4 separate regions of the Mus musculus genome follow, and regions 1, 2 and 3 are each linked to region 4. A link is a loop called in an ENCODE intact Hi-C map of the cell type or tissue named here. Cell type or tissue: left cerebral cortex. All regions are shown on one strand.

Evidence for each region. A loop is a pair of places that touch in the nucleus more often than their neighbours do. Peaks named below come from ENCODE experiments on the same cell type or tissue, not always from the same donor. Only the 100,000 strongest peaks of a DNase experiment are listed, where the experiment ranks them.
Region 1: it touches region 4 in a loop (1.9-fold over the local background); 2 of 42 quality-filtered maps call a loop at or near these places.
Region 2: it touches region 4 in a loop (2.1-fold over the local background); 9 of 42 quality-filtered maps call a loop at or near these places.
Region 3: a loop joins it to region 4, with 2.2 times the contacts of the local background. A loop is called at or near these places in 2 of 42 quality-filtered maps.

Annotation. Positions count from the first base shown.
Region 1 is chr2:49,567,935-49,571,934 of GRCm38, forward strand. No RefSeq gene overlaps it. Among named protein-coding and RNA genes, the nearest start is that of Kif5c, 49 kb to the right of the region's middle. In left cerebral cortex, no CTCF peak of the experiment used is centred here; DNase peaks (open chromatin) are centred at 2,143, 2,392, 2,637 and 3,507; H3K27ac peaks cover 990 bases.
Region 2 is chr2:49,617,436-49,621,435 of GRCm38, forward strand. It overlaps Kif5c (kinesin family member 5C), which reads left to right and starts at 1,851. Exons shown (of 26, transcript NM_008449.3): 1 at 1,851-2,352. The coding sequence starts at 2,227. In left cerebral cortex, a CTCF peak has its summit at 1,776; DNase peaks (open chromatin) are centred at 1,838, 2,558, 2,933, 3,317 and 1 more place; H3K4me3 peaks cover 2,476 bases; H3K27ac peaks cover 2,203 bases.
Region 3 is chr2:49,639,738-49,643,737 of GRCm38, forward strand. All of the region lies in intron 1 of Kif5c (kinesin family member 5C), which reads left to right. Among named protein-coding and RNA genes, the nearest start is that of Kif5c, 22 kb to the left of the region's middle. In left cerebral cortex, no CTCF peak of the experiment used is centred here; DNase peaks (open chromatin) are centred at 2,298, 3,254 and 3,909; H3K27ac peaks cover 1,139 bases.
Region 4 is chr2:49,708,540-49,712,539 of GRCm38, forward strand. Kif5c (kinesin family member 5C) reads left to right here. Exons shown (of 26, transcript NM_008449.3): 11 at 2,181-2,329. Among named protein-coding and RNA genes, the nearest start is that of Gm46738, 37 kb to the right of the region's middle. In left cerebral cortex, a CTCF peak has its summit at 1,878 (motif pointing left); DNase peaks (open chromatin) are centred at 1,929, 3,380 and 3,963; H3K27ac peaks cover 2,172 bases.

The sequences.
Region 1 (4,000 bases), 140 kb before region 4:
CATGGTGCAGAAGGAGCTGAGAGTCTGAAGGAGGCTAGCAGAATACTGGCGTCCAGGCAGCTGGGATGAGGGTCTTAAAGCCCACACCCACAGTGACACACCTACTCCAACAAGACCACACCCAATAGTGCCACTCCCTAGGCAGAGCATGTACAAACCATCACAGTCTGTCTGAGAGGTCTGTTCACATGCTTCTTCTGTGGGTTTAATTTCTCTTATAATGAAAGAGACTAAGCATCTTTTCACATTTAAGGTACACTTTATGCCCCCTTACCTATTTTCTGTTGCTCTCTTCACCTTTTACGTGGCACAATGTTCTTAATATGTGTACATTGTGACATATCTCAGCACAGTCATCCTCTTTATAGCTACATATTATATGTAATATCATTTTTAACTGATGTGTTGAGGGTTTCGGATCATTTACACCGTTAGCATAATGCTACTATAGACATGTGTATCTGTTTCTGACTGTGTTAATTAAGTTTTTGAAGACTCCTCGAGCTCTTTCTAGCCACGAGCAAACCATATTACATTGTTAGCATTGATGTACAAGATTTCCAATTTCCCCATGTCCTTGCCAAGATTTACTTTAAAAAAAAGTTATGGCCACTATGGGTTTAATTTGCATTTCCCTGATGAGTAATGAAATTTAATACACTTAATGTGCTTGCTGGCTATTTTTGTGTGTTCTTTGGAGAAAGGTCTGTTGCGTGCTTTTTTTTTTTTTTTTTTTTTTTTTTTGGTTAAATTATGGGAATTTTGTCTGTTCGCTGAGACAAGATTTATCATGTAGCGTAGCCTTAGTTTGGCCTCAAATTTAAGGCCATCCCATGTCAGCTTCCTTAGTGTTGGCTCACAGGCTCTGGCGGAAAGTTTTATGTCAATTTGACACAAACTAAAGTCATTTGAAAGGAGGGACTTCAATTAAGAAAATACTTCCATAAAGTCTGGCTAAAGCCAGGCCTGTAAGGAATGTTCTTAATTAGTGGTTTATCGGAGAGGGCTCAGTCTATTGTGGGTGAGGCCGGCCACTCCTGGACTGGTGGTCCTGGGTTCTATAAGAAAGCAGGCCTAGCCAGCAGCAGTGGAAGTGCACATGTCATTAATCCCAGCACTAGGGAGGCTTCTGCAGTCTGAACTTGTTAGAGGCCAGCCTGGTCTACAGTGTGAGTTCCAGGACAGCCAAGGCTACACAAAGAAACACTGTATCCAAAAAAAGAAAAGAGAGGAGAGAGAGAGAGAGACGGAGATAGAGACAGACAGAGAGATGCAAGCAAGCAGGTTGAGCAAGCCCTGAAGATCAAACGAGTAATCAGCACCCTTCTATGGCCTCCGTATCAGCTCCTGTTTCCAGGTTCCTGCCTGGTTTGAGTTCCTGTCCTGACTTCCTTGGATGATGAACAGTGATATGGAAGTGTAAGCCAAATAAACCCATTCCTCCCCAGCTTGTTTTTTGGTCATGGTATTTCATTAGCAATAGTAAGACTGGCTAAGGCACAGGCCTCTGCCCGCACACTGGGCTCTGTGACAGTCCATCCTACAACGCATTCTAGATCCTCATGGGTCATATACCCTCTCTGCAGCTTGCATTTTCCGTTCCTTGAGAACATCAATGCCCAAGTCTTCAAATTCGAAGTTTAGCTTATTATCATTGTTGTGGCTTGTGCATTTGGGTCCCATTATCTAAGAATACACTATCAAAGCCAAGGGCACGGAGATTTCATCCAACGGCTTTTAGTCAGATTTTTGTGGTCATCGGCTCTCCGCTTATTGATCTGTTTGGATGAGTTTTGCCTAAGGTGTAAGAACAACTTCATTGCCTGTTATACAGGTTTCCCAGCCACAAGACTCCCCAAGCCTCACCTCTGGACAGAGAGTGAGGTGCCTGCCCTGACCCCTTTCCTCTGGGGTTCCTACAGGTCACCCATTCCAGCCCTCCTCAACCTTTGGGTTCCATTAGTGAGCCTGGCAAAAACACGGCCTCTGCCCTTGCTCTAAAAGCTCTGGCCCCGGTCCTTCATCCTGCAATGTCTCCCACACCCCCATCAGCTGAGCTGTGTTCCTGCTACTGACATGGTGCCAAGGCTTCGGGAACCCGTGCCAAGAAACCTTTTGTGCTAATTTCTATTCACGGTGCCATGCACACCTAACCTTGAGGACATCTGTGGAGCATATGTTCTCCCCAGAGCTGGCGGCCACACAAGAGCACTCCCGGGAGAAGACTGTTCAAATGTGGGTGCTGGGTACCCAGACCCTGGGCTTGTCGAGGACCGTGGTCAGTTCTTCCTTGCTGGTTTGGTTCTCTTCAGAGTTTCAGCCTCTGGCAGAGAAGAGAGGCACAGGACTCCGTGTAGGCTTGCTGCCTCTCCGGCTACTGCAGCCTGAGAACACTGTGAACTGTGCCTGTGCCTCACAGATGTTGTCAAGCTGTATAAACTAAGGCAAATCTCTCTTCAGTCCTCTCACCATCCACCTCCCCCATAGAGCCTTTCAGATCCTGATGTGTGTGCCATTTTCCAGCCTGGGTTCCCCTCAGCTTCCTTTGTCCCATTTGTGTGTATACAAGCTAGACCAAGATGCAAAAGATCCAGGGCCCCCAGTCAAGCTGCTCATGCCCCAAATGTGTGACGGCTGAAGACCATGCAGATTATACAGCTCCTGATGGCAGTGGCCAATGTAGAGGAGCCTTTCAGAATCCCACTTCATGACGTCATCTATTAACCCCCACCTTTCGTTTTCGCAGGGAAAGAGAAGCTCTGCTGTGTGGGTTCCTAGAGAGGCCCCCATGGGGAAGTGTCGCTCTGCAGACACACCAGTCAGGCAGAGGCCACCTCATATCCCTTTCCTTAGCTCAGGACCGAGATACCTTTCACCTGCTCTAACCACCGCAGGGCCACAAAGCAGAGAACTAAGGACAGCCCCAGACCCCGCTCTAGGGGGATGATTCACACTAGCAGGTCTAGGGCTGCGGGCCTTGCCCCACCCACCACACCGTGCAGAAAGGCAGGCAGTCCAAGGAAGGCTCTAATTAGGCTTTCTCCCTCTCCTGGCTTCCCAGAGTCCTTATATGATACCAAGCCCCCACCCCCACCCCTAGGTCCCCACCCCCTGGGATCCACAGGCCCAGTAAACTTCGTTTTCTTTGTAGTCATCTCTGTGTTTATGCATCTTTCCAAACCAGTCTAGCACTGTAAGAGTACCCTGATTTGGGGGGTTCATCTTCACACAAGACTCCGTGACATTCTGTATATTGCTCTGGGCAGTCAGCAAGAGCTGGTATTCAGTCTGTTTCTGTGGGCTGAGAAGACTTCCTGACACCCCCACCCCCACCCGCTTCTCACCATTCCACTTCTCTGACTTCCATTCACCCAGTATCCTTTCTGTGTGTCTGCAGACCTGGTGCATCTGGAGGAGGGGCACTGTCACTGGCTCTGACTCATTCTTCCAGCAGTCGCCTGGAACAGCAGCCAGTGGTCAGCCAAGCTGTGCTCTCAACTTTCACCTGCCCAGCTCACATACACCCCTACATGCCAGCAAAGAAATGACCAGTAACTAACTACATTGAGCTCTTCCCTACCAGTCTCTTGCTTGTAAATCGGGGGTTAGGGGTGGGGCTCACATTTTCCAAGAGAGATAGATGTTCCAAGACTCTATCCATGTCTCGGAATCCCTCAGAATCCCCTGGAGGACTTGTGAAAACACTAGTGGCTGGACCCCAGCCGCAGAGACTCTGCTGTAGGAGATCTGAGATCGGATGAGGAGTTTCATTTCTGCCATGCTCCAGGTGATGCTCATGCCAGCGGCCCATGGACCACCCTTGAAAGCCATTGCTCTGGCCGTGTGCCCTCAAGACCCCACCCATCCTTGAGATACCCCTAGCCCCTGGCTCTGTTCTGATGAACAGGGTCCTGAGCTTTCTGGAGAGAGTGGTTCTTGGTGAGGATCGTTTGGTTTCCCGGAAACAATCCTTATGTTCTATTCTGCAGAGCCTGATGGC
Region 2 (4,000 bases), 91 kb before region 4:
AGATCTGGCTTATAATACACACACACACACACACACACACACACACACGCATGCACGCACTAAATGCTTTACCATACTAAACACATTACAAGTAATACTGCTCTTAATTTGTTAAAAAAAATAATCTGCAAGGCAATATTGCTATTCTAATGCCAGAGAATAGGAAACAGGGTCTGAAGGAAAGCAAATATCTGGCCACAGTGGCAGAGGAAGGACCCATGCTCAGCGGAGTTCCCCACTCAGTGTGCTTCCTACTCTGCACTCTGTCTTCAGATGGAGCAAAGGCAAGGAGGAATTCACTGTCTAGATGTAGTGATACAGAAAGGACCCTGGAACAATAAGTAAGGACAACCAGCTGCAGGCCATCTGGGAAATCCTTCTCTAGAAAGTCTTAGGATTGAAAGTTAGTGTTGACAAAGTCCAAATGGACACAGCTATGGACCAATGCATTCTCCCGGGAGGTGGGAATACATCAGGTTTCTTTCAGGAAACTTCGTACCACGAGGTTCCTTCATAGAGTTACAAAGCTTTAGACTCTAGGTTATTGTGCCAGAGGTAGATGCTAGGCTAACCCCAGTTCATGGCATAGACCTACCCTAATAGGTTTCAAACTCTTTGAAAACCCATACACCCTTATCTAAATTGGAGAATGTCATCCACAGACTGTTGGCACTTAGTTTGCTGATAGGTGGGAATGGATCTTGAGTAAGAACAGAGTCAGTACAAAGACCATTGTTCCTAAGGCAGTCCTAGCATCTACCTGTTCTCTGGCTTGGCAGTTTAGTAGCTTCTTGAATATAGCAAAGCAAGTTGTGCTCTTCTAAGCTCTTCATTTGTTTCAGTGGCTTTGGCCATGTTCCTATTATCTTCCATAGGGCCCCCGAGATACTTACTGATTGATGGATGGGAATGAACCAGTTCGGCAGGGCAAATGGCCCTGAGCCAATATCAGAAACAAAGCAGGACAAGTGGAATAGAAGAAGTCACAAGCAGTTAGAATCTGTTAGATTGTAAGCATGGATGTTATAGGAGAGGAGGGAGCCTACAGTAAGAAGAGAGACCTGTATGAGAACCTAGGCTTGTCTTAGATTTGATCTTCTATACAATCTGTTCATTTCTGCAGGATTCTAAACATCATTAGAAATTGATCTATGATTGCTTATAACAGAGCTCCTGTTTTCTTTCCCCCTTTTTCTTGTTTTTGTTTTCTTTTTCCTTTTTTCTTGTTTTTGATTTTGGGATTTTTTTGTCCCAAGTTGCCTTCTGAACGCTGGGATTCCAAGCATGCACCGCCACGCGACACTGAAATGTTCCTGACTTAGGACTCAAAAAACCGACTTCAACCCTCAAGCTCTAAAGTAGCATGCTAAATACGTGGGTGTGTGAATTTGTTTTCTGACTTAGCGTTGCAGTGATAAAATCCTTGATTTTGATCGGATGTGAACAATTTTGAATTACCTATGTTCAAGCATTTCCTTTATAACTGGCTTCCATGCAAATCTCATTTCCTTCCTGCTTTCCCTAGGACTCTTGCAAAAACTCTACAACACAGGGAAACGCTCTGTGGCTGTTCAGTTGTACACTGTGCTGATAAGTATTTTTCCTTTCAGGAAAAGATGTGACCTGGTTTTTTATAGAGTTTAGCTGGGAATATTAACTATGACTTCCATTCTGTTCTTGGCTTGTGGAGCCCCATCAGTCCTGCAGTTCCCGGGGGTCCTCTCAAGCTAATCCAAGCCTTGCCCTCCCACCTGCAGGTAGAGTGGCGACTACAAGTCCCGGGATGCGCCGCGCTTACACCCAGGGTGAGGCGGATCTCTGCAGTGACGTCACCGTGCCGAGGCGGGGCAGAGGGGCGGGCCTGGAGGTGCCGGAGCACGGTGGTGCTGATGCAGGATGGCTGAGCGCGACCGAGCCCGGGAGGTCTGAGCCGGGCGGGGATTGCTCCCTGAGCATCGCCTAGTCCGCCCGCCTCGTGGTTGCGGGCAGGTGGGCCGGGGGCGCAGGACCGGGCTGGAGGTCAGCAGCAGGGCGGCCCACCTGATACGCTGCTCTCCTTCCCGGCGGCGGAGCTGCGGGGCGTCCAGCGCAGGCTTGAGATGACCTGCTGAGAAGCTGCGGGAGGCGGCCTAGCAGCGGGCAGCGGTTGGTTCGCGGCCTCCTCGGTGGCGCTGCCCAGCCGGGCCCCCCACCCCATCCCTGTGCCCCCTCCTGCTGCGGCCCGAGATGGCGGATCCAGCCGAATGCAGCATCAAAGTGATGTGCCGGTTCCGGCCCCTCAACGAAGCGGAGATCCTCCGCGGGGACAAATTCATCCCCAAATTCAAAGGCGAGGAGACGGTGGTGATCGGGGTAAGTGGCCTTGGTGTCTTGCCCCTCCTCCGGCTTTGCACCATAGCCTGAGTGGGGATCTTCCGGACGCTACCTCCGACATCCCAGCGGGGCTGGGTTCGCGGGTGGATCGTAAAAGAGCCCTTGCCTGGTGACTCCCCCGCGGCGGTGGTGGCGCGGGGCGGCGGGGGAGTGCGAGGTCCGCCATTGTTCGCGGGTGGGGGCTCGGGTGGGCCTATTGTTCCCACTCTAGCCGCCGCGTGGGCAGTGTTTAGGCTTGCCAGCAAGTAGGGATGCCCAGGTCTTGGTCAAAAGTGTCAGCTCCACAACCCACAGATGCATCCAGGCATTCCAGGGTTCGATTTGTCTCAAGACCTTAGTCAAAAAGGTATGGAGGAAAGGTGCAAGAAAAACAAAATCTCCTGGGCCCTCCATAGGCGGTTTCACCTTGCTCTCTTGTGGAAGGTGAGGAGTGCTCTTGGTGTCTCTGGGAGGTCTCTTATGTTTCCTGCTTCCTATCATCCCAATTGTCCTGGATTTGTGCTTTCTGTGGACTACCCCCACCCCCACCAGGTCCTTTCTCCCTAGTGTCTGCAGATAGACTCATATGCTTCGTTCTAGATGGAGAGCAGATTCTCGAATCTGCTAAGAGAGGGAGTTCCCAAATAACCCTCTGTATCAAGAGCAGAAGTTACTTAAGCAAATCCAGAGTCTCCCTTTTGATCACCTTTCCCCACCTTTCCTCCCACAGTGTTTTCCCCAACTTAGCTCCTTCTCTGCAGCCTGGCTACGGGGAAAGGGAGGGAATACTCCCTTACAGTTCTTAAGGGAGTACACCAAAGGAAATAAACTAGTTTTGTCCGCGCCCCCTTTCTTAACCTGCTCTCCCTAGAGTGTGTGTCTCATGGTGCCCTCTTTGTATTCGAGCCGCGTGGAGAGGGACTGAGTTAATGCGAGCCTCTAGGTCCCCACTGATACGTTCCTGGCATCCCGCTCCAGGCTGCTGATGCAGCCTTCCCGTCTCCAGCATTGATTAAGTGATGTCATCTCCATCACTGAGCATGCTCGGACTACCCCCTCCCCCCCATTCCCCCAGTGACTGTTGTATTTAGGTCAAGTGATTGACAGGTGACAGCTTTCTGGGTGTATAGCTAGAGGACACCTAGCCTTTTTCAAGAGCGAACCCTGCGGTTCTTCACTTAGTCTGTCCCCAACATCTTTGGCAAGGTTGTCTGCTGCAGTCGCTGCAAAGGTCTTGGACCAGCAGATGCTAGTCATATTTTCCACCATCCTGGATTAGAGGCCAAGCCCTGGCCTGGGGGCTTCGTCTTGTATTATGTTTAAGAAGGCTCCTCCCACTCCCTGCAGACTATGATCTTTTTCCTTCCCGTTTTCAGTTATAGGAAAACGCAGACCTCTGAATACTCTGGATGAGCAACCACTTATTCTGATATCTGACCTATGGGGAAGGGCAGGGATTTCCTCCTCTGTGCTTAGGGTTAACCTGCAGAAAAGCTGTACACTACAATTATTGATGAGGGAATTCTATACTTAATGGCATATATGGGTTAGTGAGATAGCCATGGCAGCCTGGAGCTAGGGTTACAAGTAGACTGAGATCCCATCATTGTCTGATCTGCTGTTTCCTCAGTGAGGTGTGGTTCAATTA
Region 3 (4,000 bases), 69 kb before region 4:
ATTCTTGAGAGAATAGTTCTTCTAGTGTTGCTGTTTTCACTTTCCCTTTTGTTTTTAGGTACCATTATTTATTCTACTAAGAAACCCAAGAAATAATTCAGGTCACAGCTTAGCACACAGGCTCAGAGATACATAACTGACGTGCTGGTTTCATGAAATGACACTAATATTCCCTATTGTCTGTCTCATGCACGCTTTGTGAAGAATGCTAGTTTTCTTAGGATTATTACTGACATGATGAAACACTGTCACCAAGAGTGGGTTGAGGAGGGGAGGGTATTTGGCTTACATTTCTACATTGTAGTCTATCATTGAAGAAAGTCAGGGCAGGAACCTGGAGGCAGGAGCCAGTGCAGAGGCTGTAGTGGTTTGAATAAGAATGGTTTTAGCACCAGGGACTGGCAGGATTGAGAAGGATTGGGGGTTGTGGTCTTATTGGAGGAAATGTGTTACTGCGGGTGGGCTTTGAGGTTTCAAAAGCCTACTCCACGCCCTCTCTCCCTCTTTGCCAGTGGATCAGGGTGTAGCCCTTAGCTATTTCTCCAGCACCATGATGCCATGCCTGCCACCATATTCCTGGCCATGATGATAATGGACTAAGCCTCCAAAACTGTAAGTGAGCCCCAGTTAAATGCTTTTCTGTATAAGATGTGGTCCTGGTATTTCTTCATAGCAATAGAACAGTGGCTAAGACAGAGGCCATGGAGGAATGCTGCTTACTGACTTGTTCTCCATGGCTTTCTCAGCCTTTTTTCTTATAGAACCCAGGACCACCAGCCATCCACAATGGGCTGGGTCCTCTCCCATTAAGAAAATGCCCTACAGCTTTGTCTGCTTATAGCTCACTTTTCTGGAGGCATTTTCTCAATTGAGTCTCTTTCCTCTCAGATAACTATTGCTTGTATCAAGTTGACATAAATGTAGTCTGGATACTGGTTATGACCTAAGGAATGATTTGCAAATCAGCACATAGCAGGTGCATGTATTGGAATATTGGGGTTTATAGATCCCTGTCAAGTACTAGATTTCTCATGATGCCTTTGAAGGGCCAGAAAATATCAAAACTCTTCTCTGTCTCTGTCTCTGTCTCTGTCTCTGTCTCTGTCTCTGTCTCTGTCTCTGTCTCTCTCCCTCCCTCCCTTTCTCTCTCTCTCCTATTAGAAGGTGAACCTCTTTTAGCATGGAGATATAGAAGCTTTCAGGCATCTGGAGTAAAAAATACCCTATAAAAAGCAATTCTGTCCAATCTGGCTAATTTACTTGAAACAGAATGGGCGGATTTATGTTAAATGTCACCACCAAACCATCTGTTGGTTCAGTGGTTCTCAACCTTCCTAATGCTGGGACCCTTTAATATAGTTCTTCATGTTGTGTTGACCCCCAACTATAAAATTATTTTTTTTTTGCTACTGTTATGCATTGTAGTGCAAATGTCTCTGTTTTTTGATGGTCTTAGGCAACCCGTGAAGGGGTTGTTTACCTGCAAAGGGGCCGCAGTCCATATGTTGAGAGCCACTGTATGAGATGCATATGGATGTAGGTCTTTGATAGGGTAGCTCATGAGATGCCTCTCTGTGGTAGGCAGAATAATGGTCTCCATACATATTTAATTCCTAACCCAGAACTGGATTATGTTATGTTCCCTTTTGAGAAAACATTAAGATTGCAGATAGAATTAAGCTGATATCTAGCTTACTTTCAAGTAGATTACCATGGTTACCTGAACCGTTGTGAGGAGGAAATGAGGGCCACCATCGCTTCGAAGATAAAAGAGGGGCCTAGAAACTGTTAAACCATTGCTGTGAAGATAGAGGGGGGCCTAGAGACTGTCAAAGAGAAGGAGGAAGTAGCCCTCTAGAGCCTCCAGAAAGAAATGCTGTTGTGATGATACCTTGATACTAGCTCAGCAGGACCTGGGCCAGACTGTGGACCAGTGTGTAAGACCCGAACTATAAGATCATAGATTTGTGGTGTCTGTGTGTGTCTGTGTAGGCTAGCGGTCAACCTTGGGTCATTTCTTAGGAGCTATCTACTTTGTTTTCTGTGACAGGATCTGTTACTGGCTTGGAACTTACCATCTAGGCAAGGCTGACTGGCCAGTAAGCCCCAGGGATCCTCCTGAGTGATGGGGTGACACATACATGCCCCATGTCAGCGTCTAAGGATCAAGCTTTGGTCCTCGGCTCAGATGATTACTTTGAAGCTCTGGATGTGTGGTAACTTGTTACGCTGCAATGGGAAATGAGTACCGTCTGCCACTGCTTTGTATTATATCTTTCATAAACCAAACGCATGTTTATTTACTAGAAATGAAAATGAGATGAGAGAACAGTACTGTTTTGAAGAATTCGTTTTTACCTTAACGACCAATAGCCACCATTCAGACATCCCTGTGTGGTGGGAGTGTCCGTGTGTGTGCCTTGCTGGTGCAGTAGGGAACTATACTAAACGTCTGCGTGTGAGATGGCGAGGTAGTTGGTTTAAGAATTGAAAATTGCTGATCTATGTACTTTTTTTTTTTGACACAGTGATGTTTAAAACTTAAAAATGGAATCATGTGACAAAGCATAGAAAGCCTATATCTTACTGTCCCTGCTTTGATTTTATTTCTGATTCCAGACTGCTTTATGGTTAAGTTTCCCTGCAGTCTGAGCTCGTGGGCAGACACAGATGAAATAGGCAAGAGGCTTTGTGACTCTGTTGAAGGAGGTCTGAGGCCTGCATTGCTTGTAAGCAGCAATCTGGACAGTTCATGTTCCTCACCTGCCTTCCCATAGGCTCCGTAGCAGTGGGGTCAACAGAGTGGCCCAAGCCGTGGGGATCTCTTCCTCCAGAACCCCGAGATCGATTCCACTCTCTCCCACACCCCGTGCATGGTTCCTGATCTCGTGACTGAATGGAGGCAGCACTCTACATAATCACTGTGGACACTTGGTCTGAGTACCCCGTTCCTCATCGTCTTACTTTGAGCTCACAGTCCAGTGGTCTGGGCCTGCACGGGATGCCTTTGTTATCTGTGATGGTTTCATGTGAGTCCCGAATAAGCTCTCTGTTCACCCCAAATTTTCTAAATCAACTCTTAGAATATTCTTTCCGAGGCAGATGGCTGAGGCAGGCCCCTGTGTGTCTTTCCCACCTCAGGGGCACCTTTGGCTCTTTGCAAGCATCCTGCCTCCTTTCTGACAGTGACTGTCACTGTGAGATGACATTTGCATTTAGTCATTTCCATAGCAACCTGGAGCAGGGAATGACACTTCTGCTTTCTAATTATAAACTGGCTTTGGGAAAGGACTTAACAAACATTCAGTTGGTTCTTTCTCAGTAGATCCAGAGATGCTTGGTAACAGTGAAATGGAGCTCAAATTTACAGACTTGGGAGGAAGTGATCATTTCAGAGGCCGCTATGGCTCATGGTGGAGGGAAGTACAGGTGTTGGGTAGCAGCAGGGCACTTGGTGAGGATAGGGTACGGCAGGGAGCTTGGCTGGAGATGAAATGTCTCCTGTTCATGGCTGGTTCTGAACGGGTTTCTTTGTATTATAAGATGCAAACCAAACCAAACCAACTCCATGTTGCCAAACTGCAATAGAAAGTAAAAGTGAGTAATTGCTGACATGAAGCTGACCAGAAAAGACACGGACTATAGTTTGAGGTGATTATTACAAAAGGATGTATGTGGTTAGAGGCATCCAGTGGAGCCATTCATATGAGTGCACTTGTTTGTAAATTAAAAATAAATCAGTATGAAGATGCTTTCCTCCTGGGTAATAACACATTTGTCTGTCTACAGATGTGGGGGATGGGTTTGAATGCCTCCTCTGTCCCTTTTCCACGGACGTCAAAATCCACAGTCGAGTTCCTTACATGCAAGGGAAGCATCTATGCAATCCTTCTGCATACCTGAAGTTATCTCTCAGCTGTTTACACATACTAATGGAAGTGCTCGGAAACTAGTTGCTATTCTCTGTTGCTAAGGGAATAATGGCAAAAAGCCTACATGC
Region 4 (4,000 bases):
ACCATGTTTACTAATTGAGGCATTACATGTCCCCTTTCTCAGCACCTTTCCACACCTTTCTTAGACTTGGCAAACTGCTCAAGTTGAGTGGGTCATTGCTTCACTGCCCCAGCTTATTATAGAAATAGAAGAAAAAGAATTTTCTGGGCATCTCAGAAAGTTACCCTGCGATAGACTTGATAGTTCTACTTGAGAAATGTACCTCTGAGCAACACTGCCTGGAGACAGCACAGGGGCTCCATCTTTTCCTCTCTGGTACCATTTGCAGTCTTCAGGGCACTATTTATGACTTAAATAAAATCAGTAGTCTTAAATTGTATCCTTCAGTGACAGCAAGCATCTTAGCTATGAGGCTTTTTTTTTTTTTTTCTCTCCTACTTCCTGACTTAAGTTGATAACAGGGGACACAGCCATGCCTGTGCTTGCAGCCCAGACGCAGCCATAGCACCACCTGAGGGTGTTAGAAGGCAGGGTGAGAAAGCCAGACTGCACCAAGTCTTAAAGTACTAATAAAATTACTGCTATTGAAGAATTAAAATTGAAGCAGTTCTGGGGAGAGCAGCCTTAAGGTACAGCAAATGAGAATTATCCTAATTCTTTCATGAGTCCAGCACTGATATCATTTAACTCCTCTTTCAACAGTTGGGTTATTTAGTTGTCTGCTCTAGAAATTAATTTTGCAATGGCAACTGTAGCACTGGGGCGGACGGTTGAATTACTTGCACCAAAATAGAAATCATGTCCCAAATGTCATTTGATGACAACAGTAATTAACCTGGATCACACATCAGCTGTAGCAGCAAACATGACAGTCCTAGAATTGTTTAGAGATTAAAATGAGAATGTCAGTGGCAAGAAGACAGAGCACCATGTATTTTCACATGAGCTTTGCCTGCTTAACAAGCAGGGAGCAAACAGGCGAGGAATTTACTGTTTCCCGGGTGTGGCTGAACCCGTCTGTTTCTGTGCAGGCCTAGGTGAGCCTAGCCTTTTGTTTAATCTCACCTAATGCAGATGCTGATTTCTTTTCTTCTCCCCAGCTTCTCCTTTCATCGACTGTCTATCACGCACATGACATCACACCCCTAAGCCACGTGCCCTACGAGATCATGAAAAAAAAAATGGTGCCCATGAGACCTGTTTGTCATGCATTATGTTATTTTTAAGACATTCTGAATTTGGATATACAAATATTAAAAAAAATCCCAACTTCTGGCTATTTATAAACAGTGAGATGATTTCAGAATAACCAGCCTTTTATTCTGGTGTGCTGATGCTTGCCTTTGCTGAGGGGATCATTAGGAAGCCATGGTGTCCCCCAGTCACCCTCTCTCACTTATGTGGCCCACCTACCTTATAGCCATGTGTTGGCATGTGCCTAACACTTTGGTTCTAGGCACCAAAGGCAAATAAGAGAAGTAGCTGATTGTTCAATTTGTGTCGCTGACATAAGAAACCCCAAGCTGTAAGAGGTGGGGCACTTTGCCCATCCTTGTTGGTATGTTCCTAGTGTTTTGTAAGTGTTTACCGAGTTGATTGGGAATTCTGTTTAGAAGACTAGTCTGGCAGAGGTCTGTGGAATGCTTAAACATGCTGAACACCGGGGTAAGCCTCTAACCCACGGCCTGAAGACAGACTGTGAGGACACAGAGGAAGTTAGACAAAATGGGACCCTGAGGCACAATCTGAATGAAAGTCCATTGGACTGTGAAGGAGAAGAGGAAAGGGTGGCTCTGGAGCCTTAAGAAATAACAGTGTGAGGTTGGAGCAATGGCTCAGGGGTTAAGAGTGCTTGTTCTCTCATGAGGACCAAAGATTAGACCTCAGCATCCAGTCAGATAGCTCACAGCCCCCAGGGATCCAGTGCCCTCTTCTGGTCCCCGAGGGTACAGGCATGTGCATGCATGTGTGTACACACCCCCCCTCCCCCCACTCACCTATACGTACAGTCACATAGACATGCATACATAGAAGTACACACACATACTAAAAATAAGTCCTTTTAAAAAGCTCTAGTAAGCATTGCCAGTGATGCCGCTTGAGGGCTGTAGGTAGGTGCCACAGGGAGTCTTTGCCATTCCAGTTCCTTTTGGATGTGAAGGGAATCTGAGACTTGTTATATAAAATCAGTAAGGGCTAATGGCTATTCTTGGAATTTATTTCCTGTGTTTTAATCCCAGAGCAAAGACCATCAAGAATACAGTCTCTGTGAACTTGGAACTAACAGCAGAAGAGTGGAAGAAGAAATATGAAAAAGAGAAAGAGAAGAACAAGGCCTTGAAGAGTGTCCTCCAGCATCTGGAGATGGAGCTGAACAGGTGGAGGAACGGTGAGAGCGAGCGGAGTGGAGAGAAGGTTTCCTCCTTCCTGGGATGGCTGGCATCTTGGGGGACTCTTGGGAAAGGGGGGTGACTGTGGAAGTCAAGCCTTTCCAATTCCTGTGATGGCGAGTGTTTTATTATTTTGTTTTACTAAAGTTTTATTATTCCTGGCCACTGTGCCCCAGCTCATTCCATCCCGTGACCTGTGCACAGTGGGGTGGACCAAGTGACAGGGATCAGTTGCTCAATTAGTCTCTTTAAGTGTGTATATGTGCGTGTGTGGATTGAGGGGTGCACATGTGTGGGGAGGGGGTACATGTTTGTGTATGTATGTATGTGTAGGGGTGTACATGTATCTGGAGGTGTGTGTGTGTGTGTGTGTGTGTGTGTATAGGCTAGAGAATTGCTATGTGTGTTATCCCCCTCCTTTGCAACAGGCTTTCTCCTTTGCCTGGAGCTGACCCATTAGGTTAGACTAGTTCGTGTGCCCCATGGATCCGTCTGTCTCCACCTCCCCAGCTCTAGGATTACAAGCGCATGCCACCATGCCTGACATTTTTATGTGTCCTCATGGGATAGAACTCTGGTCCTTGCATTGAGCATCAAAGGCTTTCCCGAGAGAGCAGTTCCCCATCCTGGCTAGAGTCTGTTTCAGATGCTCTGTTTTTTCATGTTGCTGTCCTTCATTTCAGGGATCCTGGCTTCATGGTTACAGGAGAGCTTCTGAGACTTTTTTTTTTTTTTTCTAATACCAATTGCTTTGGCTAAATGAAAACTAGGATTTGCTTCAGTCTTGCCATTTACTTGTGGGTAAATGTCACCTCTGGCCAGAACTTGCCTTTTCTGACCTGCCTCACCATTCAGTTCCTCAGAGTGAGACATAGTGGGCTGAAGAAACCCTTTGCTAAGATGGACCCTGACAGGCCTGCTTCATGACCAGTTTTTCCGCCCCCTTCTTCAGTCTCTTTGGTTTGCTCTATAGGAGAAAATATCTCCTAGAGCTGGCGTGAAGCGGGTGGGTGGGTTGTGGGGGAGGTGTAAGGGGTGGCTTCCAGATTCCGGGCAGACATATTATTTTGGTGACTTTAGCATTATGACAGAGCTCAGACGGTAGCAGTCTCTTTTAATCTGGAAGCAAAGCAAGTTGGAGCTGTGTGTCAGAGGACGGCAATAGCTAGAAGTCATTTGTTCCTCAGATCCCTTGCTTCCCTGTGGTGTGTGTATTTCAGCAGCTACTGCAGCCTGTGGTGCCCTGAGAGAAGGGGCCTGGGGATTGCTGAGCTGGTCTGGAGGTAGCAGGGTCTGTTTGCAGCTGCGCAGAGAGCTGGAAGCCGATTGCTGGTGATGGTATTTGTTGCTGCTCCTTGCTAGTAAGGATTGGGTATCAACGAGCCACTTATTCACTTGAGAAGCAATTACGTGGCAAACAAGAATTCAAGAGAGGATCAAAATTTGACCCAGTAGCCTAAATAACAGGATTTTCTTCTCTTCGGAAGCATTTCTAGCTACACATGTGTTTCAAAAGGTGCTAGAATAATTGAATAACTCAGCACCTGAGCTGAATGATGATCCCTGCAGTTTGGCAGGAGCAGCAGAGTCGGGTGTGTGGAAATTGGGATGGGAGGTGGCTATGGGAAGCTTTGTGGTGGCTCTGGAATCCTTTCGGGTCAAATCCCTGT